Regions from separate parts of the Homo sapiens genome. Here regions 1 and 3 are each linked to region 2. The links are chromatin contacts, found by Hi-C or POLR2A ChIA-PET in ENCODE. All regions are on one chromosome and are shown on one strand. The core of a region is the stretch at or near the end of the contact, and the rest is flanking DNA. Distances in the headings are between cores, read along the strand shown.

What was found. A loop is a pair of places that touch in the nucleus more often than their neighbours do. ChIA-PET counts read pairs that join two places held with the same protein, here RNA polymerase II (POLR2A). Pooled maps may share reads with other maps.
Region 1: a map of ascending aorta shows a loop between it and region 2 (11-fold over the local background). The contact joins the enhancer-like site here to the promoter of CCNYL1 in region 2. A Hi-C loop is called at or near these places in 1 of 168 maps with a recorded cell type or tissue (ascending aorta), 1 of 37 single-sample maps with no recorded cell type and 1 of 50 pooled maps. POLR2A ChIA-PET finds 5 or more read pairs at or near these places in 1 of 52 experiments (B cell).
Region 3: a loop to region 2 is called in a pooled map, with 5 times the contacts of the local background. The contact joins the enhancer-like site here to the promoter of CCNYL1 in region 2. A Hi-C loop is called at or near these places in 1 of 50 pooled maps. POLR2A ChIA-PET finds 5 or more read pairs at or near these places in 3 of 52 experiments (GM12878, OCI-LY7 and activated naive CD4-positive, alpha-beta T cell).

The regions. Positions count from the first base shown.
Region 1 is chr2:209,525,457-209,528,156 of GRCh38, forward strand. The region is part of intron 2 of MAP2 (microtubule associated protein 2); the gene reads left to right. Among named protein-coding and RNA genes, the nearest start is that of MAP2, 100 kb to the left of the region's middle. Within about 2 kb of position 1,260, at least 5 of the 41 ENCODE cell types and tissues checked have a DNase peak (open chromatin) inside an H3K27ac peak, as active enhancers do; they include B cell, where a contact is called at or near this core.
Region 2 is chr2:207,710,312-207,713,011 of GRCh38, forward strand. CCNYL1 (cyclin Y like 1) reads left to right here and starts at 1,329. Exons shown (of 10, transcript NM_001330218.2): 1 at 1,329-1,805. The coding sequence starts at 1,586. RefSeq lists enhancers at 521-720, 731-780, 1,133-2,129 and silencers at 1,001-1,450, 1,871-1,980, 1,993-2,152.
Region 3 is chr2:206,244,785-206,247,484 of GRCh38, forward strand. All of the region lies in intron 2 of CMKLR2-AS (CMKLR2 antisense RNA), which reads left to right. Among named protein-coding and RNA genes, the nearest start is that of ZDBF2, 29 kb to the right of the region's middle. Within about 2 kb of position 1,292, at least 3 of the 41 ENCODE cell types and tissues checked have a DNase peak (open chromatin) inside an H3K27ac peak, as active enhancers do; they include OCI-LY7, where a contact is called at or near this core.

The DNA of each region.
Region 1 (2,700 bases), core at 10-2,509, 1.8 Mb after region 2:
TATGAAGAATTGTTATTCACGGAAGGCTAATCTGTTGGCAATGTCTGTTGCTGAGCTGAAGAGGGTTCTGACAAAGCAAGCCCATTCCTGCATGGACTAAGCCTTCGAGTGGCCTTGAATTAGAAAGGAAGATAATTCTGCCTCTGGAAAAAGATATCATAGTGTAGTTATATAGAAATTACTCCTCAAAAGTTCCAACCCTTCTAACTAAAGCTTTACCAAAAGAATCCCAAAGAAGATAAACTTTCAAAATTCCGCTAAATAAAAACTCCATTGTCCTTTCAAAAAACATATACATTCTCAGGGAATTTTGTATAGTTCAAGATTATATAAATAACTTTGTCCAAACTCTTAGTTTCTACATTTCTTTAGAATTTCTCTTTTTCTCCTAAGAAAGTCTGGGGAAAAAACTCTTCACTATAGTAACTGATTAGTTCCATTTCCTGTCATATTTCTTTTCTTGTGGTTGCTGGTTTCTAGCCAATTCTATTTTTGCATTTATTTTCCCCCATTACATTCTGTTTCTTTTTTTTCTGGGTAGAAGAATTTTTGTGTTTTTCATTTTGTCAAAATGGAATTCTTCTCATGTTATGTCATGATTTTGATATTTTCAAGCTTAAAAAGCAACACAGAGGAGGTTTGTTTACATAATGAAGCATATCATGGGCTTTTTACAGAAGGTCTGATAATTCAGAAAGTATTTTCAACTAGCAGTGGATTAGCAATGCCTACTTTTTTCATAAGTCCTATTCTTTTGAGCATAGTCAGCTTGAGGCAGCTGTGGTTTAAAAGAGGAAACTAGGAGTCTAGGAAGTGACCTCATGAAAATGCAGAAAATTAAGAGTTTAAATAGTAATAATATACAAAAGCAAATAGCATATTTCACTAAATGTCTGAGTGCCTGAGAATTCTGGAAGTGGAGGGAAATCCAATTTAAAGAATATAAAATTAATATCCACATGTGAGTACATAGAGAGAAATACAGAAGGGGGAGGCTGAGAGACCTTTCTCAGGCTTTCGTTTTTTGGTTTGTTTCTTTATTTTTTTCTTTCTTTTTTTTTTAAAGAGCACTCTAGATTTATTTGGGTAAAATACGTGAGTATTTGCTTAGGATATATGCATTTATAAATTTAAAAGAGCAAGGATTCTCCCTGGGGCAAATCTTTCCTTGGATCATTGAAAACTAACCAAACAGTGTCTTCTAACTAGATTATCTTCATACTAGATCCTTGCAGAAGTATTAGCTGACCTAAGTCCTATTTTTTGCCACCCTGAAAGTGAAAGAAGGAAGTGCTGCTATAATAAGAACTGTAACTAAATCTAACGGCATCCCTGTTTTCTGATGATGGTCATGTGTTAGAAAAGTTTCATTTCATACCTGAGATATAAGATGTACAAATGTCTTTCCTAAGCTTGATCATCCATGGCAGATCTATGATGGAATATAGTGGGGAATCTGTAAAGCTGACTGACTACAAAACCAACAAATACTTTTTCTTCTCTCCCAGATTTACTTAATTAAACCAGGAGACTTGTGAATATATGAATAGGACAGAGCTCCAGGCAGATGGACTTTTATGAATTCTGCACCCTCACTATCTGGAGCTCTTTATACTAATCCTGGCATCTGGGAGAAAAGTGATTGCAAAGTTACACATTAGAATTGTCTCATTTTCTTGTGGCAGTTCTTAGTGTGATATCTGGTGGACATCGTTCCTGTATCACCCTGTGTAGAAATAAAAAAGAACACTTAATCCTCACTTACTCTACCCTGTATTTTTCTCCATAGCATTTCTATATTACTGATATATCTGATATATTTTTTTGTACAATTAATTATTGTTTCACCTAACTAGAATGTTCATAGAGCAGGAACATTTTCTGTTTTGATCACTGATGAGTCCCTAACATCTAGCCAAGTTTTTGGCACATCATAGTTGCTCAATAATATCTGTTCAATGAATATGAATTTAGTCACTATTTTCACGCATACACCGATGCCTACTGTTGTCTGGTCTTCCCCTCGCAGCCGTGTACTCCGCCTCTCTTCTTTCTCACCACATCCCACAATTCCCATCCCACTAGCAGCTTTCTTCACAACAATGAGGTTACATACTTGATTAAGGAACCATCTCTTATGGATCTTTCTCAGGTGCTTAGTGTGACACCATGTGTGGCTGTGCCCTCTTAGAGGTGAGAGCTGAGCTCCTGATTTGGCTTCTTTATGCCCTTCCTTCATGAAGGACAGTGGTTCTCAGAGTGTCCCCTGAACCAGCACCATCAGCATCACATGGGTACTTGTTAGAAATGTAAATCTTTGGGCTCCACCCCAGACCTAGTGAATCAGAAATGTGTGGCTGCAGCTCGGTAACCTGCGTTTTGTCAAGTCTTCCAAGTAATTCTGATGCTGAAGTTTGAGAACCAGTGAGAAGACATAGATTGCCTCCTGGCTTTGTTTTTAACTTTTCAAAATCCCTGTAATTTCTCTGGGCATATTTCTTCAGGAGATCCAAAAAGATTCATATTATACGAAGTTCTCTCTCTAAATTAATGCAGGGGCTTAACATTTATTTATTAAATTATGGGCATGGTAGGCATAGATTATATGTCCCTGTAGAATCTTGCAAGGTAGAAGCCATCTTCCCCCCCTGCCCACCCCAGAAAATATGCAAATTCAAGTTTCTAGAAGACTGGGCTGTA
Region 2 (2,700 bases), core at 79-2,578:
ATCAGAAAATAAAGGTAGAAATCAAGCTTAGGGAGGAAGTGACATTGTGTGTATATATATATATTTGTTTATTTATTTTTATTTTTATGTTTTATTTTTTTGAAACGGAGCCTAGGTCGCCCAGGCTGGAGTGCAATGGCGCGATCTCGGCTTACGGCAACCTCTGCCTCCCGGGTTCAAGTGATTCTCCTGCCTCAGCCTCCCGAGTAGCTGGGAATACGGGCGCGTGCCACCATGCCCGGCTAATTTTTTGTATTTTTAGTAGAGACGGGATTTCACCGTGTTAGCCAGGATGGTCTGGATCTCCTGACCTGGTGATCCGCCCGCCTCGGCCTCCCAAAGTGTTGGGATTACAGGCATGAGCCACCGCGCCCGGCCGGGATTGTTTTTAAGGGTTAAATAAATATACCACAGTTGGAACACTGTCTGGCACATAGTGCTTGCCAAATGGTAACTATTCATCTTCATGGAATCAAGACTGTGGTGCCCCACTGCATGGTTCTCAGTTTTGCGTGAGAAAATCGTGCTTTCTGTGCTGTTTTTAGTACAAGAAGAGAAACCTGGAAGTCCCTGCCTAGAGGAGAGAAACAGGCAAGAAAAGGGAGTTGGCGAGTCCCAGCATTTCAGAGTTGGCAGGGACGAGTTAGGTCCCTATTTTATGGATGAGGAAGTGGAAGGGTGACGTGTCCTCGAGTCTCATTCAAGACCCACAGCCACAACTCTTTATGGAGAGTAGGACCAGGGCCCCAGGGTTGCTATGATCACGTTGCAGGTGAAAACTAACGCTCATTGGAAGACAGGAGCGGAGCACTGAGTTACAAAAACAGTTAACAATTTGGGTGTAACCAAGTTTAGTGAGCAAACGAAAGCTGTCAGACTCGGAAGAAGAGTTGCTAATGGAGCGAACTCTTTACTAATAACGGCTTTCTACAGAGATCATTGACACAGCTTCCAGTTACAAATGCCCGTGCGCTTCCAGTAGGACCGGAAAGCTCCCAGCAGCCAGCGATGAATGAAAACCCGAGTCTGGGATAGCGGCGTGAGGGGCTGGGCAGCTGCCAGGCGGGGGCGGGGCAGCAGGTCACGTGCCTGGCTTCGAGGCGGGCGCCGGAGGGGGAACTCTGACCATGATTGGTTCCTCCTAACCAGGTGACCGCAGGTCGCGTTCCGGTTGGCAGGCACCGGCCAGGGCCAGCGGCCTTCAGTCGGTAGGCGGCGGCGGAAGGAGGAGGAGCTCCAGCCGCGCTCTCTCCCGGCAGTGGCTGTGCTTCACAGCGCTTGTTGGGTTCCCCACCCCTTTTAAATAAGCCGGGCTGGTCACCGCCCTCGCAGACGAGTCAGCTTAAGGGAGGCGGCGGCAGCGCGGCGGTGGGGGTGCGGCCGAGGCCCGAGCCCTGCCCGGGGCCGGGCCGCGGGGCGGGCGGGCGAACCGCGGGCGAGGCGGCGTCTGCTTGCGCGGTGCAGCCCCAGCGTAGCCCGGGGCTGCCGGTGCCGGCCGCGCCATTGTTGGGGGAGGGGGCGGCTGTTGAGGGCGGCGGAGTAGGGGGCGAGCGAAGGCGGTGGCAGAGAGGAGCGGAGGCTTCCCATGGGGAACACGCTGACCTGTTGCGTGTCCCCCAATGCCAGCCCCAAGCTGGGCCGGCGCGCGGGGTCGGCGGAGCTGTACTGCGCGTCCGACATCTACGAGGCGGTGTCCGGGGACGCGGTGGCGGTAGCGCCCGCTGTGGTGGAGCCTGCCGAGTTGGATTTCGGAGAGGGCGAGGGCCACCACCTGCAGCACATCAGCGACCGCGAGATGCCCGAAGGTAAGGAGGCGGCGGATGCCATCCGCCCTCGGGCTCACCTCTGCCCGCCTCCTCCCCCAGAGTCCCCCGGGAGGCATCCGCCGCCTCGGGCTCCTTCCTGCCGGTAGCCGGCCCCGGGACGAAGGCTGGTTCTGCCTCGCGTCCCCACCCCTTATTCTTGCCCTGCTGCGTCTGGCCAGTTTCTTTTCCTCCTCCTTACCGTAACGCCCAGTTCTTGCTCCCGCTTCCCATTCTCCCAAGCCGGCGTGGGACCCTCTAGTCCGCCGCCCTTCTTGTTTGTAGCTCTGTTCATTGTCTGGTGGGACTTTGCTAAGACTTTTGGGGTATATTGTTTTCCTTTTCTCAATGGAAACTCAAATACCTCAACTTCGGAGTACTCATCCCATTCCCTCCCTTAACCCATCCAGATGGTACCTAAGTGAAGGAACCAGGTAAGGGTCTGATTGTTCCTTCCTCCCATCCGTGAAGATAGCTGATGCCCGCGACAGTTTAGACCCAGATGTTTGAGGATTTCTTATCTAGACTCAAAATAGAGGTTGCCATAGGAGACACTATATGGTATTCCTAATAGGTTAAGTCGGCGTGAAAGAAGCTGCTTTATTCCTTCCAACTATAATTTGAACACAGAAAGAAAGAAAATGGGGGGAGGGGCGTAAAATGACTGTGAAGGGTGTGAGAGGTTATTACCAGGGGTGCAGACAAGTTGTTTTTTTGAGACGGAATCTCGTTTTGTCGCCCGCCCAGGCTGGAGTGCAGTGGCGCGATCTCGGCTCGCTGCAACCTCCGCCTCTCGGTTTCAAGCGATTCCTCTGCCTCAGCCTCCCGAGTAGCTGGGATTACAGGCGTGCGCCACCACGCCCAGCTAATTTTTGAATTTTTAGTAGAGACGGGGTTT
Region 3 (2,700 bases), core at 42-2,541, 1.5 Mb before region 2:
AGACCCTGTCTCAAAAAAATAAAAAAATAACTCAAGAAGAGCTATATATATTTATATATGTAATATTTGACTTATTACATACAATTTGTCTTATTTCATATTTTATTTCTATACATAGTATAGTTCAGTATATTTAACATTAAAACCCTACTAAACATAGCATCATTTTGATGATTGAGAAAGCACTTCCTTCCTCATTCACTAGACATTCACTGAGCACCTATTATGTTTCCAGCACTCTGCTCCTAGCTGAGATACAAGGATGAGTAAAATATATGTCTTGCCCTTGACTTTCTCAGTTTAGTAAGGGAGATGAACACCTTAAAAGATGATTACGCAGAGAGACTGTGTGTACAGGGGTTAAGAAGGAAGGCCCTGAGGTCAGACAAACCCAGATGTTTAGTCTGGTCTTCACCACTTTTGCTAAGGGCCAAAGCTCTTTTAGCCTTGTGGAAATAATAACAGTACCTCCCAGGATTCTTGTGAGAGTTAAATGTGACAATGCACATGAAGTTGCTTAGCATTGTACTGTACTTAACAAGTACTCAGGAAATGCTGAGTATTACTGTATGTGTTAAGTGCTATTTACATAATTAGATGTGGTTGGTACTTGCTTCCTTTGAGTGGAGTTAGGTCAACTGGTTTTAATGATAAGCAACACATGACAGTGACAATGGTTTCTAGTGAACTATAGTGAACTCCTCGTAGTAGTTTAGAGAAAAATCTCATCATCTTTCCCTGGAAATGAGACCTGTTATCAATCAAAAGTGCTGGTCTAAGGAAGTGACTGAACAGATTGAACATACCTCTCAGGAGTGGGGCTGGCTTTTCTAGGTACTCAACATTCTTTTAACGCTTTTGATTAAAAAAAAAAAAAAAAAAAAAAAGGGCTGGGCGCTGTGGCTCAGGCCTGTAATCCGGCTCAGGCCTGTAATCCCAGCATTTTGGGAGGCCGAGGCAGGTGAATCATGAGATCAGGGGATCGAGACCATCCTGGCTAACACAGTGAAACCCCGTCTCTACTAAAAATACAAAAAAATTAGCCAGGCGTGGTGGCGGGCAGTTGGCAGGTGCCTGTACTCCCAGCTACTCGGGAGGCTGAGACAGGAGAATGGCATGAACCCAGGAGGCAGAGCTTGCAGTGAGCCGAGATCGCGCCACTGCACTCCAGCCTGGGTGACAGAGTGAGACTCCATCTCAAAAAAAAAAAAAAAAAAAAGAAAAGAGGAACTGAAACAGGAACTAATAGATTTAACAGATTTGATGATAATTAAGACTTAAATTCTTTTCTCCAGTTCACGTTTGTGTTCTCACACAAAGTAGTTATTGCCAAGATGCCCAGGCACATGAATGCCTTTATCCAAACTTACTGAATAGTCTTTCCTTCAATAAATACTATTGAGCCTTACTGTTTGCCAGGCACTGTGCTAGGCTCTGGGAGTATGAAGGTAAGCAAAACCACAGGCTGGTGGCAGAGACAGACATTCATGAAATAAGCCTCCCCATACATAATAATAGTTGCTCTAAGTGAGAAGTTTAGAGCAGGGGCCCTGATTTAGGCTGGGGCATAGGTTTGTAGAGGCAGGGAAGAGTTCATTTAGGGAAGTAACATCTAAAAATACCACTTACCCTTTAGAAGAGCTGGCGATTTTCTCTCTCTTTTTTTTTTTTTTTTTTTTTTTGAGACAGAGTCTTGCTCTGTTGCCCAGGCTAAAGCTCAATGGTGCAATCTCGGCTCAGTACAACCTCCGCCTCCCGGGTTCAAGCCATTCTCCTGCCTCAGCCTCCCAAGTAGCTGGGATTACAGGCGCCCACCACCACGCCCAGCTAATTTTTGTATTTTTTAGTAGAGACAGGGTTTCACCATCTTGGCCAGGCTGGTCTTGAACTCCTGACCTTGTGATCCACACCCCCACCCTTGGCCTCCCAAAGTGCTGGGATTACAGGAGTGAGCCACCGTGCCCGGCTGATTTTCTCTTTAATTCCAAAGCCGCCAGCAAGTTCAGGAGATAAAAGCTTAGTCAAATAAATTTTTGGTTACCATATGGAAAATGTCATGTTGATATAAATTATTTATTCTATCACCCAACTATATTGATAACATTAAACATGGCCTTTCTATCTGTCATTCTGCCCCAATGAGACTTTCATTTCTTTAACATTATACAAAGTAAAATCATCTACCTCTGGAATGATTTTATCATTATTAACACACATATACATGCATACTTATTTATGGTTCTTTATATGCACTAAAGAAGCTGGGAAAATTTTAGAAGATAGTAAAATGAAATGGTTCTTCCTTTCTTGTCTGGGAGGGGCTCCTTGCTCTGGAATGATACTTCATATATAAATACAGTGTTTCTCCGTGGTCTTCCTTTTGGATTTTTGGAGGTTGGATGGGAAGGGCTGAATTTCGGCACACACTGAAAACAGCTTATCTTGTAGGAGGGATTATAATATCCCAAACATTGTATATAAGTGGCATTTTGAGATTTCCTCAGAAATGTATTAAAAACAGAGAGAAAAAAATGATTGTAGCAAGTATTCAGCCATTTTACCTTTTTATTCAAATATTTAGCAATTTCTTGGGCTTCTAGTAATTTAGTGATCAATGGCTCCAATCAGAGAGTTCATTCACAGGAATATTCACACTCATTTGTTTCAGCCTTAAATAAATAAAGGTTGATTTTTTAAAAG